Linked DNA regions of Homo sapiens: regions 1, 3 and 4 are each linked to region 2. Evidence: chromatin contacts called from ENCODE Hi-C or POLR2A ChIA-PET data. All regions are on one chromosome and are shown on one strand. The core of a region is the stretch at or near the end of the contact, and the rest is flanking DNA. Distances in the headings are between cores, read along the strand shown. Region 1 holds the start of SETX (senataxin). Region 2 has its middle 24 kb from the start of FAM78A. Region 3 holds the start of RALGDS (ral guanine nucleotide dissociation stimulator). Region 4 overlaps FNBP1 (formin binding protein 1).

Region 1 (3,442 bases), core at 205-2,704, 1.1 Mb after region 2:
TCTCTTCCAGTCTATCTCTGATGACCTTCTTCTCTGTCCCTTTAGGACTCTGCACATGTTTCCATCATTGCACTTACCTTGGTGCTCTGAACTCCTGCTAAAAAAAAAAATTATTACCTGGACAAATGGCCTACAGAAAAGTGATCGTCTCAGCTGGGCTTAGTTGTGAACAAACACGGATTTGCATTCATATATGCCCAGACTCTGGCCCCAAAAGAACATTTCTGAAATTAAAAAACAAAAAACGAAATTGGTAAGTGGCATTTATACTCTATATCCCATCTGAGCCTGGTATCGATCCTATTACAGACAGATACTGCTGGCTGATGAGGAAGCCCAGATAGGTTAGACAACTTGGCTGTGGACTTCCAGGAAACAGCAGAACTGCAATTCTGACTCCCAGTTCCACAAGGGGCTGTCCCCACTCACGGGGACAGCTAGGCACCGAGCCAAAAATCCCCCAAGTTATTAGCCCGCGCAGGTAACATCAATCCTAGGATCCTCAGCTGTGTCACTTATCAAATACCACACTCGGCCTTCTCCTTGTGGAGCTCTTTTCCCTCAAGGCAGTCACCCCCGTTTCACTTGGGTCGTGCAAATTGCTGGGCACATCCTTAGATCCCCAGAAGTTGGGGAGGACGGACAAAGTCCTGTGGCCAGCAGCAAAAGCTCCAGCCCCTCCAAGTGGGAGAAACAGACTCTCCTCCAAACGAAGGGACCGGCCGGGCGCGGCGGCTCGGAGGATCCCTGGAGCAGCTGAGCTCAGCCTGGGAAACACAGCCAGGCCCTGTCTCTGCAACACATTTTGTTTTTAATTAGCCGGGCGTGGTGACGCGCGCCTATGGTCCCAGTTACTCGGGGGGATGAGGCGGAAGGATCGCTGGAGCCCAGGAAGACGAGGTTGCTGCGAGCCGTGACTGTTCCACTGCACTTCAGCCTGGGTGACAGAGCGAGACCCCGTCTCAAAAAAAAAAAAAAAAGAAAAAAGAAAAAAAAACAAAGGGAGGGACTCCAGGCGAGAGGCAGACGAGCGTGTGGAGGGAACCGACACTTTCCACCCCGAGACCTCCCGCTCAGCCCCAAGGAAACTACGCAGTATCCACACCAAAAACAGCTCACACGAGACCGCAGTGTAGACAACGGAAGGACAGGGGGTCGCAGCGGCCGGGTCCAGCGCGCAGGAAGGCAACAGGCGGCCGCCAGCCGTCGAGGGGTGCTCCCGCCCCCGCACCGAGGGAAGCGGCCGAGCCCGCGCCGACTCTTCCCCCATCCGCCCACCGGGACCTAGGCGCCGCGATGGTTCCCCGAAGCGGCCCTGCAAGCACAAGCCGCGCCTGCGCTCACGCCCGCCCGACCTACGGCCTCCAGCCCGCCGCTACCCTCACCGCTCTCTGGCTGGCGTCGGCCTCTAGCCCACCTCCATACCGGGCCCCGCTCTAGGCCACCAGCGGAAGTGCGGGCCCGCAGCCGCAGCTACCAACCAGCTGTTGCCGCGAGGTAGGCCCCGCCCCCGCGCTGAGTCGGCCGGCCGCAGGCCCCGCCCCGGCCGCTGCTTTCTGGTTTTGGTGCCCCCCAGGGGGCGGGGCATGGGAAGAGCGGCCGCGGTGCACCGCCCACGCCGGGCGCTGGCGTCACGTCCGGGCAGCTGGGGCCCGACCAATCCCGAGTCCCCGTCAGGGTGGACGGGGAGAGTTTGCCGCGGAACCTTGACCTCGGCCCCGCCCGGGGCTTCCTGCGGGTGGGGCGGCTCCGGGATGAGCTCTGCTGCGGGTGGGGTCAGCCCTTACCCGCTGGCCATTTCCGTTCCCTCTTTTTTCTTCTTTTTTCCACGCCTCAGGTGTCTCAGCGGATGTACTACGGTGACGAAGTAATTTTTCTCTTTAGATTTCCTTTAAAGACCTGAAATGTAAATTACATAAACGTGTAATTTCGGAGGAATATGTGTATATCCTTTATATTACAAGAAAGGGAGACCTTAGGTCTTGCGAACAATGCGCGCGATGCGCAACACAGCAGAGTAAATCCCTCGCTGGTGCGGTGGCTCCCGCTTCTAATCCCACCACTTTGGGAGGCCCAGGCGGGAGGCTCGCTTGAGCCCGGAGTTCAGAGACCAGCCTGTGCAACATAGCGAGACACCCGTATGTACAAAAAAAAATTAAAACTCAGCCACCGAGGCCGGGCGCGGTGGCTCACGCCTGTAATCCCAGCACTTTGGGAGGCCGAGGCGGGTGGATCACCTGAGGTCAGGAGTTCGAGACCAGCCTGACCAACATGGTGAAACTCCGTCTCTACTAAAAATAAAAAGATTACCTGGGCGTGGTGGCGGGTGCCTGTAATCCCAGCTACTCAGGAGGCTGAGGCATGAGAATGGCTTGAACCCGGGAGGCAGAGGTTGCAGTGAGCCGAGATCGCACCACTGCACTCCAGCCTGGGCAAAGGAGCGAGACTCTCTCTCCGGAAAAAAAAAAAAAAAAAAAAAAATTAGCACCTGTGGGCCCAGCTTGTTGGGAGGCTGAGGCAGGGGGTGGATATCCATTGAGACCGGGAGATCGAGACTGCAGTGAGCCGTGACTGTGCCACTACACTCCAGGCTGGGGAACAAAGCAAGACCCTGTCTCAGAAAAGTCTATAAATAAATAAAAATGAGTAAAATCCACTGGAAAGCCTATCCCCCCCCTTTTTTGTTTTTGAGATGGAGTCGCGCTCTGTCACCCAAGCTGAAGTGCAGTGGCGCAGTCTCGGCTCACTGCAACCTCCGCCTCCTGGGTTCAAATGATTCTCCTGCATCAGCCTCCCGAGTAGCTGGGAGTACAGGCGTGTGCCACACGCCCGGCTAATGTTCATGTTTTTAGTAGAGATGGGGTTTCACCATGTTGGCCAGGATGGTCTCAAACTCCAACCTCAAGTGATCCGCCCCGCCTCGACCTCCCAAAGTGCTGGGATTACAAGCGTGATCCACCGCACCCGGCCCCTACCCCCTTTTAGTAACGCCTACTACTGACCACGATGATGCAGCGTCACCGTCTTACAGTTAATAGAGGAGACAGGGAAATTAAACAATTAGTAGTGGTGACTCAGGCGATAAAAAAAGAGGCTGAGATGGGCCAGCTTGGGAAAAGTGGGTCAGATACAGCCTTACCGAGGAGAACCCTGGCCCGAGGATGAGGAGCAAGCCCAGGGGAACACTGCGGGAAAGGCCCAAGGCGAAGGAAGATTCTAGCAAGGGGGCGTGGCTTGTTGGAAGGGCGTGGTGGCCGTTATGCAAATTTAACCGTCTAAGGAGCAGCACGCGTTGACCGTTATTTTCCTCTTTTCTACTTCTTCATCCTGTCAAATATTTTGAACATATTTTGTTTTATCATATAACACTAATATACCAACACAGCCTTTATACCACCACAGTCATAAAATATAATTTTTTTTTTTTTTTGAGACGAGTCTC
Region 2 (3,484 bases), core at 453-2,952:
GGTTCCAGCAATTCTCCTACTTCAGCCTCCTGAGTAGCTGAGATTACAGGAGCCTGCCACCACCCTGGCTAATTTTTGTATTTTTAGTAGAGATGGGGTTTCACCATGTTGGCCAGGCTGGTCTCGAACTCCTCACTTCAGGTGATCCACCCGCCGCGGCCTTTCAAAGTGCTGGGATTATAGGCGTGAGCCACCGCACCCGGCCGCACCTATGCTTTTGATGATGAGTCCAATGACAGTGATTGCGGTTAACACGGATCAAACCTTAGGCACTGGCTGCCCACCTCGGTCAGGCTGCAACCAGGAAGGAGGCAGCCCACCCTCCAAGGGACACGTGGTCCACATGAGCAGCTCGGCCAGGGGCCTTTCTTCCACCCACCTCATCTATCTGCCTCATTTATACCAAGTGGGCCCGGGACAGATGCCGGCCACGGCGCTGCACAGCCTCAAAGCATGTCCAGCAAGATGGCCTGTGGGGTGGGGGACCTCACCCCTTGTATTGTTTTGTCCTCTCAAAGTCTCAGCTAAAATTGGGGCAGCAAATAAAAGCTTTTTGGGCGGTGGGGGGTGGGGCAGGGATCGGGTCTCGCTGTGTGACCCAGGCTGGAGTGCAGTGGTGCAATCACAGCTCACTGCAGCCTTGAACTCCTGGGCTCAAGCAATCCTCCTGACTCAGCCTCCGGAGGAGCTGGGATTACAGGCATGCCCCATCACGCTGGGCTAATTTTTTCTATTTTTTGTAGAGATCAGGGTCTTACTATGTTGCCCAGGCTGGTCTCCACTCCTGGGCTCAAGTAATCCTCCTGCCTTGGCCTCCCAAAGTGGTGGGATTACAGGCATGAGCCGTGGCGCCCAGTCAAGAAAACCATTTTATCATCCTGTTACAACAAGGTCAATAATAGGTGTTAGCTATTGGCGGTTCTGTGCTGAGGGCCTTGCCTGATGACCCCCCGGAACCCTCCTCCCTGTGAGGAAAGCGTAACCCTGTCTTGCAGATGAGGAAACCGAGGCTCAGTGGTGCCGCCGAATCACTCGGATTTGCTAAGCGCTTACTCTGGGCTGGGCACTTGTCCAGAAGCTCAGGACCATCGGCTTCACGTGCCTCCGCAATCTCGTGAGGTGAGGAACCACCTCCGTCCCCACTCCATGTCCTAGGAAACCGAGACCTGAGAGGAGGGGGACTTGCTCAAGGTCACAGCCGTAGAGGCACCGCCCGCCCAGGAGGGCTCACATGACCCTCTCCGGCCTCCAGGCCCAGCTGCAAGAGGAAGCACCGTCCTGGGGAGCCCGGAGACCCAGGCCCCCCTCACAGGCGAGGGGCTGGCACGCGGCCTCTGGAGGAACTTCTGGCCTTCACCGTCTCCGCCTGGTCACTCGTCAATGGCCGGCTGCCTTCTGGAAAGCTGCTGCTGCGCGACAGTGACCCTGGGTGGAGTGAGGCATCCACGGGTGCTCGCTCCCAGAGATGGAGGCCGGAGCCCTGAGCAGAGGCGCCGGCTGTGCCCCGGTCCTCTGTGGCCCCCAGGGCTGCAGAGCTGGGCAGGTCGATTCCCTTGTCACTCCTAAAAGAACATTTGAAGCCCCCAGCAGGCTGGTGTGGGCACCCCAGTTCCTCAGCTACTCTGGGCTCTCCTTCCCCAGAGGCTGTGGGACCTGCCTTCCGGCCTCCGTCACATGACCGCACAGCGAGGAGGCGCTTCTGTGAACCAGGAGGTGGCCCTCACCACGCAGAAACTGTGGGCGCCTTCATCTTGGACTTCCAGCCTCCAGAACTGTGAAGGATTGGTTTCTGTGGTTGACGAGGCATCCGGTCTATGGTTACTTTATTCTAGAGCCCAACTGGGCCAAGGTGATTGTACGTATCTGTGAATATACTAAAACCATAGAACCGTACACTTTCTATTTGCTTTTATTTTGTGAGACAGGGACTCACTGTCGCCCAGCTGGAGTGCGGTGGCACGATCAGGGCTCGCTGCAGCCTCGACCTCCCACCTCATTCTCCTGAGTAGCTGGGATGACGAGAATGTGCCACCGCGCCCAGCTAATTTTTGTTGTTGTTGTTAGCTTTTTGAGATGGAGTCTCACTCTGTCACCCAGGCTGGAGTGCAGTGGCACAATCTCGGCTCACTGCAACCTCTGCCTCCCGGGTTCAAGCAATTCTCTGACTCAGCCTCCCGAGTAGCTGGGGTTACAGGCGCCCGCCATCACACTCAGCTAATTTTTGTATTTTTAGTAGAGACAGGGTTTCTCCCTCTTGGCCAAGCTGGTCTTGAACTCCTGACCTTGTGATCCACCTGCCTCAGCCTCCCAGAGTGCTGGGATTACAGGCATGAGCCACTGAGTCTGGCCTATGCCTGGCTAATTTTTAAGTTTTTTTGTAGAGATGGGGTCTCACTATGTTGCCCAGGCTGGTCTCAAACTCCTGAGCCCAAGATCCTCCCACTTCGGTCTCCCAGAGTGCTGGGATTACAGGCAGGAGCCACTGCACCGGCCAGAACCGTACACTTTTTTTTTTTTTTTTAAATGGAGTCTTTGTCACCCAGGCTGGAGTGCAGTGGTGCAATCTCACTGTAACCTCTACCTCTCAGGTTCAAGTGATTCACCTGCCTCAGCCTCCTGAGTAACTGGGATTACAGGCGTGTGCCACCATGCCCTGCTAATTTTTGTATTTTTTTCAGTAGAGACAGGAGTTCGCCATGTTGACCAGGCTGGTCTTGAACTCCTGACTTCAGGTGATCTGCCCGCCTTGGCCTCCCAAAGTGCTGGGATTACAGGCAGGAGCCACCACACCCAGCCAGAACCGTACTTTAAATAGGTGAGTTGTGTGGTATGTGAACTGTATCCCAATAAAGCTGAGGTAAAGCATTTTAATACGTTTGTGTGACTGTCTGACCAGCATTCAGTCTGCATTTGTCATGGATGCTGAGAATCCCACATCACTAAGCCAGGCCCCTGTGGTCTAGATGTTGCAGAAGAATTGAGCCGTATTTAGAGAGAAGAGTCCCTGGTCTCTGAGCTAAGCCCTGGTGCTCAGTGTGATTATTCTGGGGGCTCCATTTGCATGTTTAACACGGAGCACAACTGCTATGCCTTTGCTGGGCCCCGGACCGGGGAGGACAGGGTAAGTGTGCGTGTCTCTGGCCTGACGATTAGGAAACTCAGGCATGTGAGGTTGAGCGACAAGCCTGGCCTCACTCAGCAAGGCAAGTGGCAGCCAGGAATAGTGCAGGGCTCCCAGCTGTGTCTGGCCCGCCGTAAACACCCACCCTTCTTCTGTCTGATTGAAAAGGGAACATGAAATAAGAACCAGGGCTCAGGCTGATACAGGAACTAATCCTGCCTCTGCATTCCAAGTCGTGCCGTCTGGGCCTGAAGGGAGCTGGGCTGGCCTTCGCCAGTTCCCATGTTGATTTCGGGTTCACCTCCCTGCACACAGGCACAGAGATGGAGTTCATTCACTCCGACGTGTTCGCTTGCATTTAGT
Region 3 (3,485 bases), core at 176-2,675, 1.9 Mb after region 2:
CACCAAGAGCTCTGCCCAACACTGGGCGGAGAAACAAGTCGCATCCAGGCCCTGTCTAGGTACCGGGACACCAAGAGGCACGAGACTCAGGCTAACAATCGCCAGCAATCACAACGCGCCACAGTCTAAAGCCATGAAGCGACTGGAGACGCAGCAAGGCAACACGATGCCGCACGGGGACTCAGGAGGTTCACTGTGAAGGCTGCAGCCCAGCCAAAGCTCTGATGGGCCCTGAGCCCCCGATCCAGGAATGGCCTCTGTGCAGGCCCTGTGCCCAGGCAGAGCAGGGCGAGGGGGGCATCTCTGGATTCCACTCCCTCTGCTGTGTAGTCAGCAGCAGTCAGGTGGGAGGCAGATGGCACCACCCAGAGACCCAGGGCACACGAGAAACAAGCCCCCGCCCTCACCTAGTCACCCTCCCCTCCATCCATCACAGGTACACCACTCCCTTCTCTGAATCCTACCCAGTCCTTACCGATTCAGGGTGTTGGCACTCTTTCCAGTTAAGCAGAAACAAGTCTTGCCCGCCCTGGGCCTGGGCCACCCTCCTCCCCTCACCACCAGGACATCTGGTCCCACGTGTTGGAGGCCTGCTGCTCCACCCCATCCCCCGACCCCCCCCCCACCCCGCTCTGAGCAGCCCCGATGTCCCTGGTCACCAGATCCACATCTGCCCCAAGTAGGGTCTGTCTGGAAGGCCCCTATGGTCTCATCACCTCTGAGGATTCTAGGATTTGGCCTTCCCGACCACTTGTTCCACACCTGCATCGTAAAGGCTAACGACGCGCTGCGGGCCCTGGGTGGGAACTGAGTGAAATAAGGCACAGGCCACCGATGTAAACAGGGACAGTGCCGCAGAAAAAGGTCCACCTGGGCTGCAGCGGCCTTGGTGACAGCAGGCCCTGGAACGGTATTGAGGGGCGCAAAACCCCAGCCGTGGTCCCTACTGTTGGACGGGGCGCGGCGGCAGCCCCCACTGCCCACCCTGCTGGCTGATTTCTGCAGAAGGCCCCGACCCCCACCTATGGAGGAGAGAGGAGGGAGGCGGCCCGCTGGGATCGCCCGGCCCCGTCCGGGGCTCGCCCCGACCTGCCCAGCTCTGCCGCGGGTGGGGAGGCTCCGACGCACCCCCCGCCCGACCGCCCCAGCTCACCCACCTCCGGGCGCGGCAGGTCGGGGTCTAGCTGCGTGAAGCTGTGCAGCACCACCGGGCAGCTGTCGGGGACGCCCACCTCCAGGCGCACGGCGTCCCACACGCTGCGGCTCCGCCGGGAGCCCGGAAACAGCGGCTCGGCGCCGCCAGCAGGCCCGGCCGCCTCGGCCCACATGCGCTGCACCATGGAAGGCTCGCAGCGCGGGCGCGGGGCCGGCCCGGCGCGCGGCGGGGGCGGCGGCGCGGCCCGCGCGGCTGGGCTTTGCCACCGCTGTGAGCCCGCGGCCCGGCCCTGCTGATGTCAGGCTGGGGGGCGGGGCCGGAGGGGAAGAGGGTGGGGCCGGGGAGGGGCGGAACCGGAGAGTCCGAGGGACGCGTGCGTGCGCGCGCCCGCGGCCCCGCCCTCGCCGAGGTCAGACCCGGGGCGGGACCGGGAGCCTGGAGGGGCGGGGTCTGAACAAAGAGGGCGGGGCCGGGGAGGTCGAGGGGTGCGCGTTGGCTGGGTCTCCCGGAGGACCGGCTGTCACGTGTGTCGTGGGGCCTTGGGTACCCCGGTTAGGCACCGTTTGCGTGTCACGCTGCTGCAGTGCGTGTGTTGCGTAGGGCTGAAATGTGTACGTGCTGATCATGTGTGGGGAAGCCGCCCTGGAGTCAGCTACCCCGAATTCCAGCAAAGCCTCTCCCCAACTCTGTGGCCTTCCACAAGTTGCTTAACCCCTCTGAGCCTCACTGTTTCTTCATCTGGAAAATCTGGGTAGTGAAAATGACTTCCTCAAACAGTTGCGGGGAGGATGACATTACGTAATGGACATGAAGCACTCAGCACTGAGCACCTGCACCTGACTACAGGCTCAGGCGGAGTTTGGAGAGGCTGACCATGTGTTCAGTGACCCTGTCAGTGCAATTGGAAATCCTGAGTGTGGGGCTGTGTGTGCAGTGGGGGAAAGGGTCAGAGAGTGGGGCCCTACCTTTTTGGGGCAAAGCCCCACACTATCCCCTTACAGACACCCTCAGAGGAGGGGAAGCCAGGGAGGTGGGGGAGAGCGGAAGGCACCAAGGTTGGGGCTGAGAGGCATCTGACAAGGAGGAAGGCATCAAGAGTGACAACGCTGGGCAGAGCACATGGCTGCGTGGCCTGTCAGCTGGGGCTGCTTGTGGCTTGGACATCCCTGGTCTCAGGGTGGAAGTGGGGCTGCTGGGGCTGAAGGGGAAGCAGGGACAGGGACATCCTCAACTACTCTTTCTGGAAGCCAGTGAGGAAGGAAGACAGCCTGGGGCTTAACAGCAGGGCCAGGAGAATGGATGAATGAATGGGACCCTTCCTCATGCCTCACTCATCACTGGGCCTGCCCTGGCCTCAGCCTTCAGTCTTCATGGAGGCCAGCAATTGCTGCCAGCAGCCCTGGCCATGCCAACCTCCCCAGGTCTGGTCCGTACTATTGGGCCTCAGTTTCTCCATCTGTAAACTGAGAGGGCGGGACCAGACAGCACATTCCACGAGCACATCTTGCCCCCTTCCCAAGTGCCAATCCTCAGACACCCACGAAACACTTCCACTGTGACTGGAGTGAGGCGGCAGTTCATCCGTTCAGAACAAGACCCCCATGTGCACACGACTAGAAGGGCCTACTTCACAAAAATTATGGTGGTAAGTTGCAGCTGGGTGGAAGCTCTACTGGTTTTCATTTTACTTCTCTGAATTTCTAATTTCTAAAATCAGTATTTTAATAATCAGCTCTATGTGATAAATGCTGTTTTTGAGACAGTCTCACTGTCACCCAGGCTGGAGTGCAGTGGTGTGATCTCGGCTCACTAAGGCCTCCGCCTCTTGGGGTCAAGTGATTTTCCTGCCTCAGCCTCTCGAGGAGCTGGGATTATAGGCACCTGCCACCATGCCCAGCTAGTTCTGTATTTTTCGTAGAGACAGGGTTTCACCATGTTGGCCAGGCTGATCTTGAACTCCTGACCTCAAGTGAACCGCTCGCCTCGGCCTCCCAAAGAGCTGGGATTACAGGCAGGAGCACTACGCCCAGCCTGTTTTTGTTTTTTTTTTAAGAAGCAAGATGGGTAGATTTGATTTGGGATGGAGATCCCTAGAGGCTGTTTAGGAAGCCTCCAAGCCGTTTGGCCAGGGAGGGTAATGTGGGTGAGGCGTATTTCGAGGCAGGAGGTCCCCACAGGGCCACAAAGAGGTGACCGAGACACTGCCCTCGGCCCTAAGCTCCTCCTCCCATCCCTTTCTTCTGGGGCCAAGCTCCCAATGCCTCCGGAAACTGAAAGTCCAGAAGCTGCCTGCCACTGACTTTATCTCCTCTGCTCTCTTTATCTCCTT
Region 4 (3,308 bases), core at 267-2,766, 1.4 Mb before region 2:
GAGAGCCTCCCCCTCCACCGTGGATGGGGGTGGAACTGAGAGCTATCTAGGTCTCCAGCTCCTCCCAGGGGCCAGCTCCCCAGCCCAGGGGGCTTCCAATGACACCAGGCTGCTTCCACAACTAGGGTCATATCTTCATGCAACAAAACAGTCCCGTGACACGGAGCCACAAGTTATATTTTATTTTAACACGAGATTAACATATAGTTACAAGGTCAATACAAGCCTCCAGTGGAAGCTCTTTATTTGGTTTAATTCCATCTCCAGAGACAAACAGGCAACTCTAGGACCTTTACAGTGGCGATCGGCCTCACACAGCAAAATGCCTCCAAAGTTTAGAATTAGTGCAACACACATACGAACATTTTAAAGGTGCTCAACATCAGGTTAAAATAGAATTCTGGACCTTTTTAAAAAGTTTTTGGATGATATAAGCACAGGAGGCAGAGCCAATAAGAAACATGAAACCAATATTTCTGGAAAAACACTTAGCATGAACGTCACTTTTTGACGTCGTGTAAACTTTCTTCTGCAATGACGGATGTTACCAAAAGGCATCGAGACCTTTGCGCTGCGCTGGTTAGACAAGCCGCAGGCTTATCTCCACGGTGAGCAGGATAAAAACCCCCAAGGAACAGCCCATGACAACCTTCTGTGCCTTTTTATACTTTCCCATCCTACAAAGGAAAAACTGGGTAAAGGACAAGTTCCTCCCTTTCACTGCGTTTCTAAGAACTTTTCAGGGCAGGTTCTTTTAAAATTAGTCATCTTACAACACAACAGTATTCTAGCACGGTGGCGAAGTGACAGGCGGCAGATACGGGGGAGGAAGGAGACGTTCACGGGAAATTCCACATTCTACTCTATGTGAACTGCTCCAGAAAAATACAGACATGATTTCACAGTAGGATTCCCAGAGTAAATGATGATACATAGGACAACTGACCTCCTCTAAGAAGCCCGGCTGGGGCAGCAGTGAGCTTTTCATGGAGCCACGCAGACTGGCCCGGAAGCAACACCCAGGTTCAACATTTAAGAGCACTCGCTATAACATTCTTTTTGGACGCAGGTGGTGGAAAAGTTTAAAAAACAGGCGGAGGAGTGACGGGGGGATACAAGCATATCCTATACTGGGGGTGACGGTCATTCAAAGAGCAAATTACTGCAGCTTATATCTTTTCCACTATGTTGCAAGAAATGAATCTATCCTGACCCATAATATGAAAGATGTGACGCACATGCATTCCCGAGGCTCTAAAATCCCATTTTAAAGAACCGTTTCACATCCTCGTGGAGTGGAGAGTGGTCCACTTGACTTGGTGAGGTCAGAAGTTCCTGAAGATCCCTGTCGTCCCCGTTGGCGGGGGAGCCCATTGTGGAGCTGTGGGGACTGCCACACTCACCATGCACCTGTTGGTTTGCAGGGACAGAGGTGCGGCCCTGACTCTTCTCACCCTGTGTCATCCGGGCTTGTCTTTCGTCTGTCAAGTCAGTCCTCCTGCGTGACTGATGGGTGCACCACGCTTAGGTCACCCGTTGCAGGGACCGGAAGTCCATGGCTCTGCCGCAACCCTGAGCGGTTTGCAGTCCCCCCCGGGGAAGAAGCAGTCAGAGAGGCTCACGCTCACCTACTTTAAAAACCCAAAGCCACTTCCTCTTCACCTGCCTGGGCCTCAGCGTCTCTGCGCTTGTGGTTTCTCGTCCCCGAGGGCTGACTGAGCTGCTCCGGAAGGGTGGTGTGTGGTCAACCTTGGTTGGCTGAGAGGAGCAATTTCCTGGTTTCCACAAGTAAAGACAGCCCCATCCCTTGGGACCTGTCCTTTCCGTCCCTGTCCCTTTGGCTTCTATAGGACTTCCTTGTCTTAGATTCATAAACAGCAAGAGGAACTGAGGATGCTTGAGGGGACCACCTAGTTACCAAAGCCAAGCAAAGAATAAAGCTGCCCGACGTCATCCCCAGGCTTCCGTGGCGCTCTCGGTCACAGGAGCTCTAGGCCAATGGTTCCTCTTGACTGTTTCTGCACCAAATGAGAGGAGGGGCTGCTCTGCTCTAAGGCGTGGCGGGGGGGGGGGGTGGTGGCCACAGATTAGGGGACCTCAGGTTTTCCTCAAAAACCCACACAGGGAAAGAAACTTGGCTCTAAAAGCAAACTCAACGAATTCCACATGCCCTGAAGAGCACGTGATAAAATACAAGGGTGGTGGCGGCGGGATCCCTCAAAGGACCACGAGAGGCACGGGGTCTTTGGTGATGAAAGTGCTAACCTCGGCGGGGTGCGGTAGCTCACACCTGTAATCTCAGCACTTTGGGAGGCTGAGGCGGGCGGATCACCTGAGGTCAGGAGTTTGAGACCAGCCTGACCAACACGGTGAAACCCTGTCTCTACTAAAAATACAAACATTAGCCGGGCGTGGTGGTGCACGCCTGTAATCACAGCTATTTGGGAGGCTGAGGCAGGAGAATCGCTGGAACCCAGGAGGTGGAGGTTGTAGTGAGCCGAGATCATGCCACTGCACTCCAGTCTGAACAATAGAGCGAGACTCCCGTCTCAAAAAAAAAAAAAAAACAACAACAAAAAAGGAAGTGCTACCCTTTTCAGATGCTAATCCTGGGGCTCCTGGAAAGGAGAGGATGTTCGCTTTGCAATGAGCTGGTGCAGAGGGGAGGGCCTCGCTCACAAGCGCATGATCTACAGTTCTCAGGGACAGGAAAGTGATGGGGAGGACAGGCGTGGGCTCCTCATGGCCGGTGGACACAGGCGAGTCAACAAGGCGAGCTGGAATTCGACTTCCAGTGTGGACCTCCCCAGGCCACTGAAAACAGGGCGTCAAACCAAAATGTGTGTATGCGCACGCGTGTGTACTGGTGGGTGTGCCTGTGGGTGTGTGTGTACCTGCCCCCCTGCCTGCCAGATGCTCCCAGGTTGAGGGCATAGTGAAAGGGTCAATGTTTAGTATGAGGTGCAAGCCTAGAATCCAAAAAGGACCACTGAGGACTTCACAGACTCAGGAGAGGAGGAAGTGTTTTCTACAGCAGACAGTCTGGGACACACGGATGACATCGACACGGATGACATCGAGTGCTCAGTCCGCCTGATGTGCGCTGGACCTGCCTTGTCTCCTCAGGGGACCCGTGATGACACTTTCACAAAAGGCACTGTGTGAAGCGCGGAAGGGCTGCCAGGACGAGCCCGGGTGGACTGAGGGCCCAGGAAGGAGCAGGTAGGGGCGTGTGTCCCACCGTCTCAGTGGCCTGCGCGGGGTGGGGAGGGGGAGCGATGAGGACTGACCCGAGCCATGGGGGTGGG

The links. A loop is a pair of places that touch in the nucleus more often than their neighbours do. ChIA-PET counts read pairs that join two places held with the same protein, here RNA polymerase II (POLR2A). Pooled maps may share reads with other maps.
Region 1: a loop to region 2 is called in a map of CD8-positive, alpha-beta T cell, with 4 times the contacts of the local background. The contact joins the promoter of SETX here to the enhancer-like site in region 2. A Hi-C loop is called at or near these places in 1 of 168 maps with a recorded cell type or tissue (CD8-positive, alpha-beta T cell), 1 of 37 single-sample maps with no recorded cell type and 3 of 50 pooled maps. POLR2A ChIA-PET finds 5 or more read pairs at or near these places in 2 of 52 experiments (activated CD4-positive, alpha-beta T cell and naive thymus-derived CD8-positive, alpha-beta T cell).
Region 3: a pooled map shows a loop between it and region 2 (3-fold over the local background). The contact joins the promoter of RALGDS here to the enhancer-like site in region 2. A Hi-C loop is called at or near these places in 1 of 37 single-sample maps with no recorded cell type and 4 of 50 pooled maps. POLR2A ChIA-PET finds 5 or more read pairs at or near these places in 1 of 52 experiments (activated CD4-positive, alpha-beta T cell).
Region 4: a loop to region 2 is called in a pooled map, with 5 times the contacts of the local background. The contact joins two enhancer-like sites. A Hi-C loop is called at or near these places in 4 of 37 single-sample maps with no recorded cell type and 6 of 50 pooled maps.

The regions. Positions count from the first base shown.
Region 1 is chr9:132,353,532-132,356,973 of GRCh38, forward strand. SETX (senataxin) reads right to left here and starts at 1,455. Exons shown (of 26, transcript NM_015046.7): 1 at 1,386-1,455; 2 at 118-224. RefSeq lists enhancers at 719-1,220, 1,040-2,239, 1,221-1,720 and silencers at 1,105-1,314, 1,365-1,754.
Region 2 is chr9:131,251,054-131,254,537 of GRCh38, forward strand. No RefSeq gene overlaps it. Among named protein-coding and RNA genes, the nearest start is that of FAM78A, 24 kb to the right of the region's middle. RefSeq lists a silencer at 1,561-1,877 and enhancers at 1,584-1,633, 2,829-3,330. Within about 2 kb of position 1,703, at least 19 of the 41 ENCODE cell types and tissues checked have a DNase peak (open chromatin) inside an H3K27ac peak, as active enhancers do; they include CD8-positive, alpha-beta T cell, where a contact is called at or near this core.
Region 3 is chr9:133,119,815-133,123,299 of GRCh38, forward strand. RALGDS (ral guanine nucleotide dissociation stimulator) reads right to left here and starts at 1,426. Exons shown (of 18, transcript NM_006266.4): 1 at 1,158-1,426. The coding sequence starts at 1,340. RefSeq lists an enhancer at 330-1,026 and a silencer at 1,006-1,715.
Region 4 is chr9:129,887,020-129,890,327 of GRCh38, forward strand. FNBP1 (formin binding protein 1) reads right to left here. Exons shown (of 17, transcript NM_015033.3): 17 at 168-3,308. Among named protein-coding and RNA genes, the nearest start is that of MIR6855, 19 kb to the left of the region's middle. RefSeq lists enhancers at 1,177-1,576, 1,907-1,996, 1,951-2,838. Within about 2 kb of position 1,517, at least 24 of the 41 ENCODE cell types and tissues checked have a DNase peak (open chromatin) inside an H3K27ac peak, as active enhancers do.